Linked DNA regions of Mus musculus: region 2 is linked to region 1. Evidence: chromatin loops called from intact Hi-C (ENCODE). Cell type or tissue: left cerebral cortex. All regions are shown on one strand. Each heading gives the region's core, and the rest is flanking DNA. Links, peaks and the distances in the headings are about the cores only. Region 1 holds the start of Gm35695 (predicted gene, 35695). Region 2 has its middle 40 kb from the start of Gm35582.

Region 1 (10,909 bases), core at 1,260-9,259:
CTGCCCTGCACCCTAGAGAGTCCTCTACAAAGACTCACGGAGGTTTTGTGGCTGAAGTTATAAAAGCTTACCGTTGTCACATGAAAAAGGTAACTTTAATAAGGAACTTTAAATTTTAATAAAGTAACCAAGGAAGGAAGCAATAAAGCAGGGAAAGGAAATCTTGATAAAATTGTCCCAATGAACATGGCTGCTGAAGGGCTGACGCTACAGCCCACAGGGACAGCAGGCAGAGCCCAGCCTGTCAGCAGAGCTCCTGCCAGCTTCATAGTGACCGTGGATTTGGCTTCCACATGGAGCATGGCTGTAATCAGTGGGAAATTAGAGGGGAATCTTGCCACGTGAGCAGATAAAAAAGATAAGAAATGCTAGGAGGAAAAGAATCCAACAAAAGTGGATGAAGCAGGCAGTTAGCTGACTCTGAAGATCACAATCCCTGTTTCTGCTGGGGTGGCTGGTAGAGTCAAAGGGGATCCCTTCCTACCAGCATAACTGTCTGTGGATTTGGGGTGTGGCACATGCCAGGCACATCTGTCCCCCAACAGTGGAAATGAGCCAGTCCGTCTTAGGAGGCATCTAGGAAGCAGAGGATGTATCAGGATGTCCTGCCTGGTGTTGATAGAAGAGACACCTAATAGACATGGGAAGGAGGGGCATCCACAGGTTCCTCAGAATCCCCCTCTTCAGCACAGCCTGGTGCCCTGGCAAGATCAGGGAAGGAGCAGTAAGCCTCAGTCTGGTTCCTGTCTCAGCTCTGCAGCTCAGTGGCTAGGCAACCATGAATATTTACATGTGTGCTCTTCACACTGGACTTGAAGTCTCTCCCAGGTCACAGGCTCCACTTGCATGCATCTTGCTTAGTGGCGGTCACTAGGGGGCAGCAGGGAAGTGTCCTTTTCAGGTGCCACCTCCCACCCAGGTAGTTTCTAGGAGATGGACACAGGGCATCAACGTTTCCCTTAAGGGAACTAGCTCTGAGCCAAGGTGGCTGCTCCCATTTGCTACAAGAACCAAGGGCTTGAAGTTGGAGGATGGACAGTAGAGAGGGGGAAAGGAATATTCAGATTCACAGAGAGGTAGAAGGAAATGGACAGACAGACTGAGAGAAGACAGATGGGAGGGGAGGCCAGGGACGACAGAGAGAGGAAGAGATATTTAGAGACACAGAAAGATGGAGAAAAAGATGAACAGAAAGGAGGAGGAGAGAGAAAGAGACAGAGAAGAGAGGCAGAGACAGACAGACACAGAGAGACAAAGACAGACAGACAGAGATCAAAGTGATTCCAGACTTTGCCTCTGTAATCTCACTTTAAGCCCACTTTGTGATTTGACTCTGCTAGGAGAATTTGACCAGCAGCCTGGGCAGGTAGCCATTGCTAGCCATGACTTCAGCTCTGTGCCTCCTCTCCCATCCCAAAAGCTCCACACCCCACACAGGCGCAGTACAGCAGCAAACGGTGCCAGAGCATATCAACTCCAAAAGCTAACCCTCAGAGCCTTGAGGAAGCAGGGCCTGCGTGGATGCTGTGGGGTGACACACTGTGGGGAGCACACTTCGTGGCTGCAGGAAGCCCTCTTCGGGAGGAAGATGTTGAAGCTGAAGAAGGAACATCCTTGGATTCCTCCTCACCTATCACAGGAAGGAGGATGTTATCTCTCAGGAGTGGAACACACAGCATGGCCCTGATTTCCACAGTGGGACTTATCAGCAGGACTCACCTCGTCAGGAACTCAACTCTTTCCAACATCAGCTCAGCTGAAGGCTGCTGCAGACACCTGAAGGACCAGACTCTGTCTCTCCTCCAGTAAGTGGGCTCTGCAGGATGCTTCACATCACTGTTGAGAGGGCCTCTAGATCGGCTTGGTTATAACAACACCCAAAGGTCTCTCCACTAGATGTTCCCACATAGCCTGGTATGTGACCCTCCTGACAGGAAAGCATTGCATGAATGTGTTGACACGGTCAGCCATGCACACCTTGAACATCCCGCACGTTCTGCTCTCTGCAGCACCAGGCTTCTTAGGTAATAGTTTATATTACCAGCCCTGAGCCCTGATGTGTGACTAGGGAACACTCCTTCCTCTTTGGATCCCAGCAGCAATGAGAGCCCCCCTCCCCCAAGAACGATGGGTAGGTCAATTGCTCACATCTGCAGTACCAATGCATGGTGGGTAACTGATGTTCAAAATACCTATTAATGAGATGATAGACTAGGAGATATTGCCTTGGGATAGGAAGAGGTATGTGGACCACCCAGTCAGGAACCCTGTGTGACCTGGTCCTGCAGAAGTCTGGGGCTCCTGAGGAGCCCACAGACACAAGACACTACAGCACTCACAGGCAGATCTGGTCATCCTCAAAGCACAACTCTTTCCAACACAGAGAAAGGAAAATATTGGCTTTACACATTAAGAGGAGCCTTATTAAAGTTTTAAAGGCTAATATATAATGGTGAGTCACTTATGCCCGGTCAGCGCTCTCGGGGATGACTTGGGTTAATCCACTCAGGTACGCCTCTCTGAGTTGCTTGAGAGCTCCCACTACAGATCCGAAGGCCCTTCCTGCCGTCTGCAGAGAGGACCCATGGAGGATTCCCCTTGACTCCACCTTCTATCTGACACAGCCTCGGAAGCTTTCCGGTGTTCTGACTTGAGCACACACAGTCTGTCTCTTACCTCTGCAGGTAAGTGCCACCCGACACAAGCGCTTTCTCCTCAAACATAGCAAGCAGGAGAACCCGAAGCACTTCTCACACTGGGTACCTGATTTGATGACAGCAGGCAGAGCTCCATGCCCCCAGCCATGGTTCTATTCCCTGCTGCTTTCTAATATAAACTTTCCTTGGGGACACTGTCACGGGGCCTGTGGGTCAGTCCCTACCATGCTTGCTCATCTCTCTAATGAAAGTGGCTCAGAGGTCCTCCCCTTCTGCCCCTTGGATATTGGCTTCCCTAAGGGAGGATCTCTGTGCAACCGTGCTCTTCCTACAGCCTGCCCCTGTCCAGCTAGCAAAAACAGAGGAATAAGGACCCATTGTGGCAAACCATAGAATACTTGGGGGACAGTCAGCCTTGAGTTCTGCACGTTCAAGATTCATTTGAGAGGATCTCACCAGTTGTCGGCTCCAGAGAAATCAAGAGCGGGTAGGGGTGTGTGGATTAGGATGGCATCGACCGAATCGGAGAAGTGATTATTTTAAGGATGAATCCAAGCCTGAGTGCTGAAGTTGACTCTCGGGGCCAAGGAACCTGGACAGGGGTGATATGGACCTGCCAGACAAGGAGGCCCAGGCTGGGAGCTGCTGCAGATCTCCAGTTGACTGCTGTCTGAGTGCGTGCATGTCAGTACTTCTGCAGATGTCCTGTTCTAGACCCCACGAAGTCCTGATTAGAGTGTAATTCAAACCTTATTCCTGAAAATGCTTGACTTTGGAATTATTTTCAATAGCATAGAATAATTTGACAGAATGATACCAAGATCTCTAGTGTACATTTTACTTTTTATTAGCCTTAACTCATGGTGACGGAGGCTTCATGAAAGGCATCAACTTTCTTGAGTCTATGCAGAGACTCTGCAAATACCATTCCCATTCCCCCAGATGCCTTAAGAGGCACAAAAGTCAGTGACAATCATGTCCCATCTCTCCTCTTGTTCTGTGCTGTTTACCACAATCACAAAACTCCTCCAAAGACAGAATCCCTCCAGAGGCCCCATATCCACCCCTGTTTCACAAGGATCTCACAAGTTGCCCATGGCTATGTGGTATGTGGTCAAGGATGTGGCAGGAGACAGAGACATTCAGCTACCTGGGTATACCTTCAGGGATACAACTCTGCACCAGGCTGGCCTGGTGACACCAAGTCCCAAGAGCTCCCTTACAGGACAGAGTAAGTACAAATATCCCCATGGCTGGCTCAGGTGGCTCAAAACTTCAGGATGGAGATGCATAGACCTTCACATATTATTAATGACACTGGTAATAGAAGATAAAAAATAGTAATTCAGACAGCCTTGAATTGCAATAATCATTATTATTACAATAGTGAGTTAGGAAATGTTTTTTTGTTAATAAACCAGTAAGTAAGGAATGGTTCCATTGCCCGGTGGGAACAGCTTGAGAGCAACCACTCAGCCCTGTATACTTAGGGCACTGATGGGGACAGATGACATCTTAAATCTTCCTCACCCTGCTAGCAGACAGCAGCGGTCCTTGGATGGAGTGGCCAGAGCTGAGAGGCTGACAGCAGGCTGGCAAGACCAGCTTCTGCGGTTTGGATGTGGAATCCCAACCCTGAGAGAGGTTCGTGTGCCTGAAGACTCTGTCTCCAGCAGGTGGCGCTGTTCAAGAGACTATGGAAACTTCAGATGGTGGAGCCTAGAAAGAGGAAGTGGGTCAGTGGAGGTGGGCCTTGACACTATTTAGACTGGTCCTGATTCCTATCTAGCCTCTGCTTCCTGACTACAATACAATACAATACAATACAATACAATACAATACAATACAATACAATACAATACAATACAATACAATACAGAAAGCTAGCATACACTTGGGCTGCGGTCTTCCCCACCTTGTTAGACTGTAAGCCAATACAGACCTGTCCCCCCTCCCTCCGCCCTTAATTTGCTTCTGAGGTGGGGAATGGAAAACACCAGACTGGGTCAGAATCAGGTTCTCAGACTGCTGGGAGAAACAAGTGTAGGCAAGAACTGTACCTGCACTGTTCCTGCTGACAGCACCTCAGCGCTCTCCCACAGCTTTCCAGTGCCCCTGCTGCTGCCCTAGGTTTTCCTGCCTATGGAGATGTGAATAGACATGTCTTTACCCCAGACTCGACACCAGAGTAAGGACTCCACCAACATCAACTTTAAGGGACCAATGAGTCTTTTGGCTTGCCTACACAGCATCAGTGGGTGTGGGGAACCCCAAAGCTGTATCCCAGTAAAGTCTCAACCCACCAAGGATGATGACATTCACAAAGGCTGAAGCCTAGAACCCCCCTTTCATCAGCTAGCTAACCTCGATCCTGTACACTCCAGCTCACCACAAGACCACCTCAGCTGGGGAAAGGGAAGGGGAACCATGCATGGAACACAGGCAGCTCGGGTGGCCCTCTCCTCTCTTCCTGTTTGGGCGTATCAATAAATATCTCCATTACTATTGCCATTACCATACACCTAGCTACCTCACCACTGCTCTGTTTAATTGGTTGCCATGGCTACAGAAACAAGGTAATCTCTATTCCATGATAGCAAGGAGGAGAACACATTTTCCTGAGTCTGTTGGGAGGAAGAAGGAGAGTCACCATCGCACAGCACACAAGTGAAGATACTAAGGCCCAGGGTTGTGGCCTCTAGATAGAATCAGACCTCCAAGACTCTAGGTTTCTGTATCTGTCCCAAATGACAGGGAATCTGAGCAGACATGAGATGGGTAAGTATGACTGGGGATCCTAGTGGACAGGAGAGATGGGTAAGGATGACTAGCAGTCCAAGGGGACAGGAGAGATGCACAGAGGAAATTTCACACACAGCCACTGAAGAGAGGTGATGTGCACATTCAGGGAACATGAGAATTCTGAACCTTGAGGGTTAACCCATGTGCTACAGAAAGGCACCCATGCCAACAGGCTTGGCTCGTGGCTTTCTGCATGCCTGTGACTGCTGTGGCTAATTGTTGCTGACTTAAATGTCACACAGTGGATGCGTTCGGAAGTAGAGTTTTAAAGCAATGTGTTTTGGGCTTCCTCCCATCCTCAGCCCTTTCCTTTCCAGAAAAGCAAGGCATGGCCTTGCGCATTAACTTAGAATGAAATGTCAGTGTATGGAGGGATATCCTCAGCGTGCCAAGGCTTTATAGCAATGAACATGCAAGGTCTCCCAAAAGACTTCAAAATGGAATTAGCTTACAATACAGATTTAAGCTATATTTCTTTTTTTGACCCAGTTTATCTCTTTTTTAAAAATCAAAGGAATTCCCCCTCTTTCTTTGTTCTCTGTCCTTTTTTATAATCCCACAATTCTTGACACCTCATGTCCTGCACAGTGGCCTTGGAGCTAGTCATGATTGATGAGCAAGCAAACCCTGTGAGGTAGTGTGGGGCGTTATACTCCTATCTCACCAGGCCTTTCCTACTCTTGTTTTACGTTACTTTTGATTGACATATAATTGTACATATTTATGGGAAAATGTGATGTTTTGATGCATGTGTGCATTGTGTAATGATAAGGTAGTAATCAGCACACAATAAACACTTGCTGTCTCTTTGTGGTGAAAACACTCCCAACTGTTGTCTGGGGTATTATGGAAACACAACAACGATGAGCTCAGGGCTGAAGCACTCACTGTTTTCACAGAGGACCCAGGTTGGGTTCCCTACAGTCACATGGTGGCTTAAAACCATCCAGGAACCCCATGCCAGGGAATTCAGCTCCATCTTTGAGCCTTCATTACTGGACATGCAAAAATGCTCATACCTATAAAATAAAAAATAAACCTTTTTTAAAATTAAATTAAAAGAATAACCCCCATCATGGTGATAACACTGGTAAGTAAGAAGTAGAAGAAGATCGTGTGACATCATCCAGGAGTAGAAAGATGAATAGTCCATCATCTTGCTCATCAGTGGTCTTCACAAGTGTCAATCTCACAGAGGTTCAGAGAAGTTGGTGGCCAGGCAGACAATGGCTGGGACACAACAGGCAAGAACCCGTACTTCCATAGGGGAGTGAACACAGGCATCCCCTGCACATTGAGGTGGGTCGTTTCTGACTTAAAGGCAGGATGCAAATGAGACCTATCAGCTCCATGAGAGCTTTGGGACACACTTGGACAATGAGTCATGGTTTATTTACTGTGTCAACATTTGAACAATGGGCTACAGTTGACTGTGTCAACACTTGGACTATGGGCCACTGTTGACTGTGTCAACACTTGAACAATGGGCCACAGTTGACCATGTCCACACTTGGGCAATGGGTCACAGTTTACTGAGTGTCCACAGTTGAGCAATGGGCCATGGTTGACTGAGTGTCCACTACCTTAGTTTGGTGCAAGCTCTGCTTCTATGTTACTTTTCTACTTCTACTCTGCCTTAAGCTTAGCAAGGTAAACCTGATATTGCTGCCTCATGCCTTTGGAGACCAAAAGGCCAGCCCAGGTTTCATGAACAGAATCTGGCCCTGATCCTGTCTGGAGGCTCTGGGTGGGCTGTTTCCCCAAGCACTCTGCAAGAACACAGTTCCTTTCTTACACTGCATGGTGGTCCCTTTCCCTTGCTGGCTGAAAGGCTTGAGGGCCTTCCCCCAGCCAGAGAGTCATCTTCCATGTTTGTCTTGTGGCTCCATTCTCCATCTTCAGAATTGATGATAGGTCGGGTATCTGCTGCAGCTGAGTCTGCCCTTTGCAGCTTCTTTTTCAGTTGTCAGCCCATGGTCATGCTTTTTCTTTTGTAGATGATGTGAATCTACAGTAAGCCAGATGGTCTCCCATCTCAAAGCCCTGAACCCAACCACATCTGCAAAGTCTCTCTAACTTTAGAGGTAATAATGTCTATGTTTTAATAATTAAAATGGACACCTTCTGGAGCCATTATCCTGCCCACCAGAAACTTGTCCAAGGACTTTATCCGCCCCTCAATGCTCTTGCCAGATGCAGTAGCGGTTGTAATCCTTCATGCTCTCCTCCTGCGAGCAACTCTTCTTGTCAGAAGGCTGGTGCTGTTTACATGGGAGGAAAATGGAAGGGAGGAAGCAGATAGACAGACAGACACAGAGAGGGGGGGAGAGAGGGAGGAGAGGAGAGAGGAGAAAGGAGAGGGAGGGAGAGAGAGAGAGAGAGAGAGAGAGAGAGAGAATGACATTTAAGTTTCAGCTGAGAAGACAGGCACAAGGCTTTGCAATCCTTTACACAATAAGAGATACCTTCAGCCACCCATCAGCCACTCTTCCAGATGTGAATATGCTGCTATAAGCAGACTCACCCTGAGAGCCCCAGCTCCTGTCAGACTTCCTGCCATCACCAACCCTCAGCCCAAGATGATGGCACGCAAGCCATAGCCAAAGCTGACAAAATGCAAGTAGACATGTACAGAGGTTTGTAGAGAAATGTACTCTAGGCGAGTAATGGAGGGGGAAGAATCTTTGAGAGAGATGTTCCAATTAACAAAATAAATGCATACTCAAAGGATTGGGGTGGGAAGTGAAAGAAGAAAGCACTTTTTAGTAAACGAAAGCCATAACCAAAAGGATTCACGCAAGGGGACAAAGACTGTGGTTGGGACCATGCCAGCTTGGCTGCATAGATGTGGAGGGCTCTGCAGGAAAGAACTCTCAATGTGACCTCCAAAGGTCCTGAGGAAGTCTCTGGCAGCCATGTGAAAACCAGGCACAGCCATGTGTGCTTGCAGCCCCATCAGGGCCAAGGAATCTGACTGGCTGGCCAGCCGAGGTCAAATGACAAGCTTCAGGGTCAGGGACAGACCCTGTCTCAAAAATAAAGCAATATGGAAATAGATCCCATTTCCTCCTCTGACTTCTGCATTTGTATGCACAGGTGGGCCCAGCTACACACCTGTGCATTCACTGCATACACAAAAGACTATGCCAGTTAGTTACAGTTTTAGATTTTTTAAAAATGAATAAGTAATGTCAGTAACAAAGAAATTCTTTCTATTTCTGTTCAACCTTCTGGAAGATTAACAGTGTGCATATACAGAGTGTGTGTGTGTGTGTGTGTGTGTGTGTTTGTGCATATGTACACAAATATGTGTGTATATATGTATGTGTGCACATGTGTGTGTGTATGTGTGCACAGCATGTGTATGTGTGCATATATGTATGTATTTGTGTATGTATATTTATGATTATGTGTGTATATGTGTATGCATGTGTGTATGTGTATATGTATGCCTGGGTATGTGTGTGTATATGTGTGTGCATGCACATATGCACATGTGTTCACACAAACATTCTGATTTGATAGCACAAAGATAAGGCCCTTCAACACAAATGTCAGTTTTTAAACTCTCTGGATCTGCATTCATTAGTCTAGGCCTAGATGCATTAAAAAACTTCACTGGGTGTTTTTAACCTGAGATTATTACTTCTAGAAATATTAGTAATGAAAAGTAATATTTCATGGTTCGATGTCTCCATTTCCTCAAAAGGGCAAGTTCCACTCCAAGTTTATTGCAAGCAGTTGGGGTTAAAAATTAATTTACTACAAACTCACCTCATATTCAATATTAACTTTCAAGATGACTTTAAGTTTATGGAAAACGGAATGGTTTCTTTGGTTAAGAAATGTTTGTCTCATGCCAAATAGGTCCCCTAGATCCTCATGGCCAAGTTGTTCACATGTTGATGAAGCTTGAAATTAGGAGGTAAGATTTGCCAGCCAGGGTTCCTCAGCCCACTAGAGGGCTTTCCTAAGGAAGCTGTTTCTTTGAAATACTTCCAATCACCTTGAACAACTGTTAACACTTGTCTTGGCTATGTCCTAAGAGAGTGTCTGTGATCATCAGACACAGTGTTGGGTTCTGTCTTGCTGCCTCCCTGTATCAGAGAGGACTCAGGGGTCACACTGAAGAAGGCCCTATGCCAGGTCCCCTTTGAATCCCACTTCTCCAGTGTCCCAACCACACAGCCCAGGAAACCGTCAGCCATTCCCCAAGATCACAATCCAGTGGGAAGGCATGGAATAGGTCTGCCGACCCCAGACACAGGTTCCTCGTCACTGGGCTATGGAATCAAAAGTGTCTCACCAGTTCCCATCCGTCTGGGTCAGAGGTGTTTCCTGGGGTTGCTATGTCCACCTGTGAGAGGCCATCCTGTCCACGCTAGCTTTTGGCTTCTTCACTCTGCAGTCAACTTACACATCATGGAAGGTCCTCGCTGTGATCAGATGGCGTGGCATGTGCTTCATGAGGGAGGGCTTTCTCTTCCTGAGTTCCAGGGTGCTATTTAGAGATAGAGCAGAGAAAGGCCAGTGTTTCCACAAGTCAGGCTAGTCACTGTCTCTGTGTGCTGCCCCTTAGAGACATTAACAGAGAGTACCCTGAAGTCACATGGTCCTTGTGTAACAGTGTGTCACCTCAAACACCTATAAAATAGGATAACGGTAGGACCTATGTCGTAGGGCTGCTTTGAGAATGAAGTGATCTGGCCCTTCAAAGAGAGCCCATCACATGGTGAGTACCATTGTTACCACCCTATCTGTCATCACAATCACCATCACCACAGTCACCATCATCCTCACCACCTATACCACAACCATCATCATCTGCAGACCCCTGAGACAACCTCCCCACAGTGTGAATGATAGCTTGGCGCTCTCAGATGAGACTCTCACAGGGATCTTGGACACACGTGCAGCCTGTAATAAACAACTGACATTTACAGGGTTTTCGCCTTTCCCACCAATCAGCCACTATTCCATGAGCCTGACACTCACAGGCTGTGGTGTTGCCCTCACATGAAGCAGAGATTTAGGGACGCCTGTGTTCCAGTTAGACCCACCGATACTTTTGTGATGCAGCGGGCTTCTCGATGCTGATAGGACTCTGAGAAGGAGCTGTTTGTGGGGTGGGCTGGAATGGGGTCTGGGCAGAGGCCTGATCACAAAGTGCTATCCTTCCAGCCGGGTTGTCAATGAGCTACAATTTGACCTGGGAGGAAGCAGTTCACCAAAGATCAACAGGTGTGGACTATTGTTAGAGCTGCAGCAATAACTAACCCCAAACTGGAAGTGCAGCAAACATTTGCTGTCCTGCCGTGTTAGGTCAGAAGTCTAAGAGCATCCTAGAAGGTGAGCTCTTCTCACTAGGCCCTCTCCTGAGACCTCAGCCAGATGGTTTTGTGTCTGGAGTTGTACGGATGACCCATTTCCTTGGCTGCTACACGGCTACA
Region 2 (10,909 bases), core at 1,756-9,755, 120 kb after region 1:
CCCTGCCTGCTTGTGACAAATTCTTAACCCTGGCCATTAGAAACATCATAAAAGAGGCCACAAAAAGTAGACTCTTGGACTGGAGAGATGGCTTGCCTCAGCAGTGAAAGCCAGGATCACAGGGTTGGGGAGCAGAGTTCAGATAACCAGGACCCAAGTAAGTACCAGGTGGGTTCACTGGCCTGCTTGTAAATCCAGCCTGGGAAAGCAGAGCAAACTCTGCTACGCACACAGCCGTATCAGTAAGCTCTGGGTTTGATTGAGAGGTCCTGCTTCAGAGAGTGAGGTGGGAGGCAGAGAAGATTTGTAGCATTAACCTTGGGCTCCTACATGTACCTTCACATTCATGTACCCATACACACTCGAACACGCTCCCACACACATCAAAAACTGGACATTGTACCCAGATGTTCTCTAAAGGGGGAACAAAAATAGATTTTAGACTTTAGCTCTGATCACGGTAAGACAGCAGAGGTGGGGGGTATGAGATGTCAAAGGCTGCCTTTACTCAGCCAGGTGTGGCAAGTGGGGAAGGAGAAGCCTATGTCTGTTTCATAGGCATTGGTTTTCTTCCTGATCTTAAGGCACAGCCCTTCAGAACTTCCGGAAACTTCAGGAATGTTTCAACTCCAGCTAAAGTTGTAACATAGTTGCCACAGGTGGTGGCCAGCTGGGAGCCCAGGAAACCACATCTGCAAACTCAATGCAAAGCAGCATACCGTTTCCTCAAACATGTCTGACCTCAACTGCAGATACACTGAAGTGATGAGAAGTCAAAAGCACAAAAGAGCAGGTGACTGGGTGATCAAGGCCAGTCGGAAGCCTGTTATTATGTTCTTCCAGCTCTGCCTCAGCCCAAAAGAGGCTAAGAGGGACTAGCAAAGGGGTTCAAGCAGGCAGGGGTGGGTGTTGGAAGGGGAGAGCAGAGTGTTCATGACCACAGAAGTTCCTCCATATGACACTGGAGGCCACACATCATGGTACTTTTGTTCCAACCTTCAGAATTTAACCCTGACAGGGATGTCTGCAAACTGGACTTCTAGCCACTGTGGTGACTTGACCTAGGTCTATCCATGACAACAAATGCATTGCTCTCGTAGAGACAGTGACACTGGTGGGGTTAGGGGAAGCTGTGTGTGAGAGGGGCAAGGGTAACCAGCAAAATTCTGCAGTTTCCACTGGGGCTGTTCTAGAACTACTTTTTAAAGTAGATGAAGCATGATGGACTGTATCACTCACGCTGTTCCAGAGTGACACCCAGTACCCAGAGTGCCTTACAATGTCCTCAGAGCCAGTGGGGGAAGTGAGCAGAAAGGAGACCTTGCTGTCATTTACATACACCTGTGTACCACCTACGTGTGACCCACGCCAAGGAAACCTAAGCAGCCAACAATGCCTGATACCATACTACACTGTTGTAGTACATGGGCTTTGTGGCTGCTGGCCATTAATAAATACTACAGCAGTCAATCACGGCTCTTGAGCTGAGTAGCAAGCATCTTGGGACACACAGAGGTCTATTAGGGGTGTCACGGTCCACTCTTCCTCGGAACCTCTTCCAGATAAGCAGATCGGGTGTCCACAACATGGTTTTGATGGCGTCTCAGTGGTGACAGGTAAGTAATTTTCATCTCACGTTTTAGCTGAGGTCAGCAGTCCGTGTGATCGGATGCATCTGCCTGGTGTTCACAGACAGCTGCCCCTTGTTGTTGAGCCTCAGTCCTGGGAGCTGAGAATAACAAAACCACTGCCAGGCTTAACAAGGCAGAGGAGCCCCTGGGCTCTCTGGAGCAGATTGCAGACTACTGTGGACATCTTAGTGACTCAGAGATCCCTGCATGGGGTGCAGTGCGGGGGATGCTCTCTGCCAAGTGGCTTCTGGCAGGTGACAGTGTAGGACACTTGATGGGTGGCTCTTGCTGGCTTCCTTTGTTATTTACTTCAGGTTGCTCTTGACAAGCCGCTTGGTGAGCATGAGTCGGAGCTGCACATCCTCTTACAAATGGAATATTAAGCAGACGTTTTACCGCCAGGCCGCCAGGCTGCCAGGCTGTGGGACAGCTGAGTGAGAACAATGGCTGATGGATGGGTGAATTCTTCCTCCAAGTTTGATCTGCTAAACTTATCCAGCAGTGTAGTGAAGGCAAGACGGGCTCAGTGCACTTTGATGGTTCAGTGTTCTGGCACTAGTGAATCTGTGGGTCTGTGACCTGTGTGCTGGCCTCTGTGTGCAGCAGGGCTTGTTGCAGGCGTAGGAGCCCACAGGAATAAGGCATACTAGTGAGCTGTGATCAGAGACTATACCTTTGTTTCTCTGCTGGCACTGTAGATCTGCAACTCCCCCTCCCCAAGACAGAGTCGGTCAAGGGTGTCTTGCTACCAGGAACATCTCTGCAGCTGCTATTATAACTTAGTTTCTACTTCAGCGGCTCTTGCCATTAGCTACAGTTTCTGTTGACCCAGGACTTCTGCGCCACCATTTTCCTAAATCCTCCGTGCAATTCTGTTGCCTTACACCCCTGATAACCAGAGCAATGAGAGGCTCACATGGAGCTGGGCCACAGGTTGAAGTCTAGGTGCCTGTTTCTCTGATTCCCCAGATGAGTCCCGCAGTCCAGAGCTCCGGAGATTTGTCTGTAGGTGGGGTGCTGAGCTTTAATAACAAAGGCTCAATTCAGATGGGTTTCAGCAAATCGAGTAAGAGAGAGGGCTTCATGGGCTTCCACTGATGGAAGGTCCAGCCTGGGCTGGAGCTAGGTGCAGACCAGGACCCGGGGGTATGATTGCCCTTCCCTGAGTCCCTCAGTTCCACAGTCCTAGGTGGTATTCACCTCAGGAGGAGCCCAGCACCACCAGCTCTTGCCACCTGCACAAACTTGGCAGGCAGGAAGGCAGTGTCTGTATTTCTGATTTTTTTTTCTTCGACTGTCTTGGGTGAGGAACCTAGCCTTGACACAACCATGGAGGCAATAGAACTCTTAACCTGCCTTAGTGTGTTCACATTCACACCAGTGGAGATATTTCTACAAGATAAAATGGGGGCTCATTTCCCAGAATGACAGAAATCAAATAACAGTGGCCAGGCACTAAGGGTTTGGTCTGCCCAGAGAAGCCCAGTGTCCTCTTCTTCCCAGAACATCACAGCCTGTGGGCTACTCCCTCCCTCCTCCTGCCTTGGCCAGCTACTCCCCTCTCCTGCCTTATCAGTGAACCTAGACCACAGCGGGTTAAGGCTTAGACAGTCCCTGACAGCACTGTTTCACCCCAGAAGGTATTCTGGCACCTAACAGCAGTCCCTACCTTGCCCTAAAGCCTGCTTTCAGCTCTGCTCTCTGCCTACTGGGAACCCCTGTGTTCTCATCATGCATTCTTTGACATCTCTCAAATGTAATGTCTGTCTGGGAGCCTTGTCCCGGCCACACACCATCTGTACCATATCACGTATCCATATTTTTCTTCAACTTATTTCACTTCTCAGAGTTCCACTTAAAAATACAACTCACCACAAATAGCATTTTAAAAATGAATGCCATGAAAATCAAAAGAAATTAGCAAATTCTTCCTGAATACCATGGCTTGCCAAAGACCCTGGGCTTCAGGTCTATACTTATGCTGACGGGAACCCACCCAGTCTAGGCAGCAATGGAAGAGCTGTTGGCACCAGCAAAAGACTCTAGATGCTCAAAGTCTGGTCAGGCCTAAGAGCAAGGCCTTGCTCAGTCTCTGTGATCACTTAGAGTGATCCTCATTTGGGGCCTCAGGAGAAGGCTCTATTTCCCGGAGAGCAAGAATACCCTAAGGGAGCCATTTCTCATTCAGCAGGAAAGCTGATGGACCACCCTCTTGGAAACAGAAAGATCAATACCTGCCCCACTGTTTATATAGTGCACAAATCTTTGAGTGCTTAATATGTGCCTTAATGAATCCCTCACCTCAGCCCAGGCAGACCCAGACTGGAAGCTCAATGAATTAGAACAGAAGGTGGCAGGTCCCCACTTGGGAGCTTCTGGGGCTATGGTCTCCTGCAGTTCCATCAGGACTGGCTGCTGTTGACGAAGGGGCATGTGCTACAGTGTGGGGCTGTTTGGCTCCCATGTTGCACTGTCTTGAAGAAGGGGATAGCTCAGCCATGCAACTGAGCTAAAAAGCAATGTGGAGCAGAATCTGCTACCATGAGAGAGATCTACAGCAAGTATGGGAGGGCCAGGTACTTGCAGCTCTGCCATGCTGAGTGACATCCAGGCACATCTAACCTGTGGCCCAAAAGTCACATGTATCACTGTCCAGGATAGCTGTGAATGACCCAATACAAAAATCATAAACTTACTTAAAACATTAGATGTTTTTGTAACTTAATTGCATGGTTCTCTTTAGCTTAATACTTTATTTTTAAGTTTTAGTGTGTGCATGTGTATGTGTGTGTGTGTCTCTGTGTGTATGTGTGTGTGTGTGTGTGTGTGTGCGCATCCTTCCACGCTGCACCTGAAGGTCAAAGGACAACTTCGGGAGTCTGTTTTCTCTTTCCACCACGCAGTTTCTACAAGTGGATGTTGTGTGGTCAGTGGTGAATCTCGCCTTGCCTCATCTGCCCAGTTCTATACTGTAAACTTTGGCAACAACATTATCATCCACAGCTTCAAAAGGTTTTCTTTGCAATCACACCCCACGGCACCATGTGAGATGACAGAGAGAACATGTGAGACACTGATCACGTAAGACTACACACATACAACTGGAAAAGCCCCAGGCCCCAGTGACCCCGTAGCCATTGTAGCATTGCTGCCATGTGCATCCCTTCAATGTCTGTGGAGATGCTGGGTTAATATGCCTACTGTGAAGCTGGTCCTGTGACAGCCCTGTGAGTTACAGAATGTGTAATACTGATAGTGGTCATAAACTTTTTTTTTTTTGTATCTTACCATGCTGTATCTTACCATCATTTTAGAGAAACTTTTCTTGTACTTATATAAAAAGTTTACTGTAAAACAGCCAGCCATGTTATGTGGGTGGTAGCCTCATATAACTCGTGTTTATTAGGTTTCTTGATGGAATTACTTTTATTGAGCCTGATTCAGTATGTTTTCTTGTTCATGAGGCGTTTGGAGCCACAGTGTGTGTGTGTGTGTGTGTGTGTGTGTGTGTGTGTGTGTGTGTGTATACATATATGGATTATATATATATATATATATATATATATATATATATACACACACATATATTTACACAAATTTATGTATATATGTATATATATATACACACACACATATGCACATTAGGCACATTACATGTTTAGTGAATACACATTACCAATAAGATATATATTCTAGAACACATAAAATATAATGTGGTAATTATTATGGTATTATTTGTCATGGGTATGGACTTTTGAACCAATGAGATTTAGGTCACCATTGTTATGGGATTTTTTCCCCCACAAGAGTCTATATATTATGCATCTGTTTCCTCCCAATTGGCTGAGACCACCATAGCAGAGAGGCTGTGGTTACCCACTGGAGACCTGGCCTGTTAATTTTCCCTTGTGGAGGGACGTGGCATGATCATGAGCGCCCTCTACTGGCCAAGGCTGTATGAGAAGTAAACAGTAGACTCAGGTGAGACCCCAGTTGCATAGACACCATTACATCACCCAGGACTCTCTGCAGTGTGGGGTGTTGCTGGTCATCCATACTACAGACTTCTTCCATAGTAGAGATCCTCCAAGGGATGCCTCCTGGGAGGTATGGCTGGCTTTGAGTCAGCTCATGTGCCTGTAACTAACCCCAATAAACTGGAGCTGGACACGGAAGAAGCCTTCCCTGATCTGCCAGTGCCCACTCTGTCTGGTTCAGAGTCGTGCAGGACAATGTCCCAGGACAGCAGTGGGCGAATCCCCTCAGTTCTAACATCACCACTCCCCGTGAGATGTGAACAAGACTCAGAGGCTGATGATCAGAGAGTCACCCAGGGCTGTCACTCGCAGAAACCAAAGCCAGTATGGCATGGCTGTTGCGTTTTATGACAAAGATTTGAAAGTGTCCCTGAAAAGCTCAGGAGAGGAAAGTCTCCGTAGTCACAGAGAGTGAGCAGGGCCTAGATTCGCCATGTGCTTCCAACCATTTTTATTTGCTTGTTTGATTTACAAGTGACATTTTATTTTTATAGATTATTGGCTAAAGAGCAAGTTGACTCATTAGGCAGAGCATATAGAGATAAAGCAGAAAGAGAGAGGGGGAGAGGGAGAAGGGGGAGAGAAAGAGAAAGAGGGAGAGAGAGAGAGAGAGAGAGAGAGAGAGAGAGAGAGAGAACACACCATAGTGCGCATGTTGGTCATCACATATTGCTTGCCTAAGCCAATGTCACCAGAGAGCTCGTCTGACTCTGATGTTACTCACAGTCCTGGGAGCAAAGTGCTTCACTCACGGCCAGGGCCTCGGCCTCTACCCCCTTGGGACTGTTCTCCTTGCTGAGCTAGCAGAAGCAATAAAGGGTCTGATTTGTGCTCTGTCTTTGCTCTGGGGACCATAAATGCAGCTATAGTATATGATACAAAGGGCCAGACCGTTCCAGCCACCCAGGCAAGCTGCTACCCAAGGCTGTAATTTCACTTCATCCTTCAGCCATTAAAAGGCAATTGAAAGTGAACGGAGGAGAATGGGGGCTGTCTCGAAGTCTGCATCCCTTGAACAGTGCTCGCTGAAGGGCGACTCGTAGGCCAAAGGGACAGAAGAGGACATTGGCAGAACAGCAAACTGTTAATAAAAGTAACAACAGTCAGAATAATAGAGACAATATCCACGCTCTTCACAGAGCATTTGAGGTGCCAGGTTCTGCTGATGGCTATCGGCCCATGGTTTTGTTGCTCCTAGGAGACCAATGTGCAGTAGAAGACTCTCAGAGAGGTCTCAACTCATCAGCCAGGGATGCAGGAAGTAAACCTGTCTCTGCTGGACTCCAAAGTCTGTGCTCAGAACTGCCTGTGCCCCTCTGTATTCAGGCCCTAGGGCAGGCACTAGTGTTCACCTTACCAAGCTAACCAAGACAGCCCCTCCTCCAGGCATGCCCCACCTCCAATGCAGTGACAGAGTCTATCAAGATGTCTATCAAGATGATAATTGGCATTAACTTTTTGGGGGTTCAAGAACCAGACCCTGTACCTGGATCCCCTGCCCTTTCTCTGCCTCTGTCCTTTCTCTGCCTCATACTGAATCTCTTATCCCTTCAGACTGGTTTTATCTATAATCTATCTATCTATCTATCTATCTATCTATCTATCTATCCACTTCAAAATTAATATGCCTCATACCTGCACATGTCCCAGAGGACATGTTTCTAGAGAGCTTTAACTGAGGAAGATCCACTCATGGTGCGGGACCCACACTGGATAAAAAGAGAAGTGGGGGAAAGCAGGTGGAGCTCTGGGGTCGAACTCCTTCGCTTCCTGACTGCAGACCTGGGACTCAGTGTGACCAGTTGCCCCACACTGCCTCATGCTCCCACCATGACAGGCTGAATCCTCTCAAACCGTGAGCCCAAATAAAGCCCTAGGGAAAGTCTGATGGCTTAAGAGGGTCTGAAGCTGAAGCTGACCTTCAAAGATAAGATACAAAGACTGTGCTCCCTCTAAAGAGCGGGTGGGCTTAGAGATGAGAAACTTTGTATCCCATGAAACCTGAGTCTTTTCTCTTTCAAAATGAGGGGTAAGGAGTGCCACATTTTCCTCTGTTGAAGCTTAAATAAAACCTTGTCTCTGTAACAGAGAAGTGAAGCAACCTGGAGCCAGGCGCCCTTCCCACAGTGAAAAGCCGGATTGCCTGTTTCACAGTTACGTGTCTGTATGCACTCTTGTTGTGGTTCTTATTTTTCTTTTTGTTTTTGTTGTTGTTGTCGTTGTTTCAAGACAGGGTTTCTCTGTGTAGCCCTGGCTGTCCTGGAACTCACTCTGTAGACCAGGCTGACCTTGAACTCAGAAATCCACCTGCCTCTGCCTCCCAAGTGCCGGGATTGAAGGCGTGCGCCACCACTGCCCAGCCTCTTGTGGTTCTTAAAACTGTAAGGCGGTGACAGATGTGGTAGGGAAAAAAAAGATTTCCTTTCCCTGTCCACCTCTAGTTGAACTAGAAATAAGCGCATTTCGCTTTATGACTTATGTTTTCTAGCTTCTTCTAAAATATAAGGAAATTAAAGCAATGAGATCTGGGCCCCGGTGCCCAGCAGTTACACCAGCCAGGGTTTCAGAGCTTTAGCCACACTCAGTAAAGGCAGTACAAAGGGGTCCATCCCCAAAGTGACCCTCAAAGAGGACCTCCTTGGCGTTGGAGAGACCTAGGAGCTGCTGGCTGCAGACACACTCTGACGTCAGAGGAAACACATTCACGGCACTAGTTATTGCTTAGCAGTTTGGAGCAAAGCAGCCAGGTGAGAAGCAACGTTTTCTCTGTGAACTGAGGGTGAGAATCAGGATCCTTCCTATACCCTGTGGGATGCCAAGAAGAGAGAAGGAAAAACATACACAAGATGTGCCATACAGTGACTAGAAACCAGTGACAGTATAGCAAACACTAGGACACATGTCCATGCTCCCACTAAGGACACAAGACCACGATCTCTCCAAGGAGGGCATGTGACCATGCTCTCTCTAAGGAGGACACATGACCACACTCTAAGGAGGACACGTGACCACGCTCTCTCTAAAGAGGACACTTGTGCTCTCACTATAGAGATCATGTGACCACACTCTCTAAGGTGACAGTCCGCAGCCAGTGTCTCCTACCAGGTCCTGGGCACTTTGTCTTCTGTTTCTGCCTGGGTTTTGTTGTTAACCTTTTTCTGAGTTTTGCTATTGGTCAACCTGGTTATCATTTTTGCAGGGTTTGCCTGTCCACAGATCCCAGGCCTGTGGTGCTGGCCTTCCATCGTGTTCCTTGGGAAACTCACTCTGGCTTTCTAGTTCTTGTGAGATGAGATACATAGAGAAGCACACACTGCCCAGGCAGGGCTAATGACAAAGCAGAGCAGAACATTCTAAAGGGGCTGAAGGTAGATGGTGGCCAGAGCGGTCCCTACTTCGACCTGCATTTTAGATGGACTTCCTTCCTAGTACTCATAGTCTCTTACAGCTTTCCTGAGGGGCGAGTTCCTGTCCAGATGATTGACAGGCCCATTCGGACTGACTCGTTGGAAGGAGACAGTGCTCACTCCTTGTTCTTCACTGGAAACGCTGGCCAAGGTAGTGTGGTCTTACTGGGTTTAGATACTTGCTCATTGATAACCTTCTGTGAGCCTCAAAATGCCATGTCTCTACCCAGGGTCAAAGACATAACTGAGGTCCCAGTTTTTATTAAATGCCAGAGTCCTGAAGTTTGGTGTGCTCAGCTTTAAAAAGTGCTGATAACAAGAAAGGGGTCCTTCAGCAACAGTCACCAAGCCTATTAATATCTAACCAAGTCCCTAGTGCACCTGGGTGTTTGATCCACAGGAACAGTGAGGAGCTGCTACTCTCCTGGATCAGGTCGGTCCTGACCGCAGGCTCAGCATTTGTACTTGCAAACTCTGAGCTGCCCCACTATTCCATCATCCCGGTCTCCTCTTTGTACTCCATCATTTGTGCAGTCCGTGAGGATGTGGGTGGCTATGACTGTGCTCCTGGAGAACAACCCATGGGTAAGATGTGCCAGCTTTAACCGAGAAGAAATGGAGAGCCCACACCATCATGGGAACATGCATGCCGATACAGAAGGTCCTCTCTCTCTCTTTCTGTATTCGGTTTTTATCACTATATATTTTCGTTATTTACATTTCGATTGTTATCCCCTTTCCTGGTTTCCCCTCTGACAACCCCCTATCCCCTCCCCACTGCCCCTGCTCACCAACACACCCACTCCCTCTTCCTAGCCCTAGCATTCCCCTATACTGCGGCATTGAACCTTCACAGGACCAAGGGCCTCTCCTCCCATTGATGACTGACAAGGCCATCCTCTGCTACATATGTGGCTGGAGGCATGGGTCCCTCCATGTGTGCTCTTTGGTTGGTAGTTTAGTCCCTGGGAGCTCTGGGGGTACTGATTGATTCATATTGTCGTTCCTTCTATGATGCTGTACCCCTTCAGCTCCTTGGGTCCTTTCTCTAGTTCCTCCATTGGGGACCCTGTGCTCAGTCCAATGGTTGGCTGAGAGCATCCACCTCTGTATTTGTCAGACACTGGTAGAGCCCCTCAGAAGTCAGCTATATCAGGCTCCTGTCAGCAAGCACTTGTTGGCATCCATAATAGTGTCTGGGTTTGGTGACTGTATATGGGATGGATCCTCAGGTGGGATAGTCTCTGGATGGCTTTTCCTTCAGTCTCTGCTCTACACTTTGTAACTGCTCCCATGGGTATTTTGTTCCCCCTTCTAAAGGAGGACCAAAGTATCCATACTTTGGTCATCAGAAGACCTCCTCTCAAGTAAGGAGGAATAAAACACCCGGTTTCCTTCCTTTCTTCCTCTTCCTCTCACCGTAGTAGCCCTTTGGTCACAGCTAGTTACAAGGCAGGCTGGGAAATGCAACTCTTAGGACAATGGTGCCAACAGGAAGAGTGAAGTGGTCCTGAGAGCTGGTCTACAAACACCAGGATGACAGAATTAGGTGTGTCTGGGTCCTGAGCCCCCTGGAGCAGATGCAACAGCACTGGCCCCAGTCTTTCTGTATCTCGTGGAAACTAAGCATAGGTCAGAAGGTTTCAGAACACTTGTAAAGCTCAGGCCAAAATCATCATTAAAGGAGACTGAGTTACTGACCCTCTTCACAGCCAGGACCAACAGGAATGGCACTGTCTCCCTCGGGAGGAAGAGGCTCAAACCCCACCCCCGAAGCACACTGCCAGCCTCACACCCATCCCTTTGGATCCCACGCCTCCCTCACTCATCTCCT

What was found. A loop is a pair of places that touch in the nucleus more often than their neighbours do. Peaks named below come from ENCODE experiments on the same cell type or tissue, not always from the same donor. Only the 100,000 strongest peaks of a DNase experiment are listed, where the experiment ranks them.
Region 2: a loop joins it to region 1, with 11 times the contacts of the local background. A loop is called at or near these places in 2 of 42 quality-filtered maps.

Annotation. Positions count from the first base shown.
Region 1 is chr2:178,658,611-178,669,519 of GRCm38, reverse strand. It overlaps Gm35695 (predicted gene, 35695), which reads right to left and starts at 10,159. Exons shown (of 4, transcript NR_166157.1): 1 at 10,058-10,159; 2 at 9,766-9,960; 3 at 6,348-6,478; 4 at 4,013-4,376. In left cerebral cortex, for the core only: a CTCF peak has its summit at 4,315 (motif pointing right); a DNase peak (open chromatin) is centred at 4,331; H3K27ac peaks cover 276 bases.
Region 2 is chr2:178,536,914-178,547,822 of GRCm38, reverse strand. No RefSeq gene overlaps it. Among named protein-coding and RNA genes, the nearest start is that of Gm35582, 40 kb to the right of the region's middle. In left cerebral cortex, for the core only: a CTCF peak has its summit at 5,576 (motif pointing left); DNase peaks (open chromatin) are centred at 5,566 and 9,622.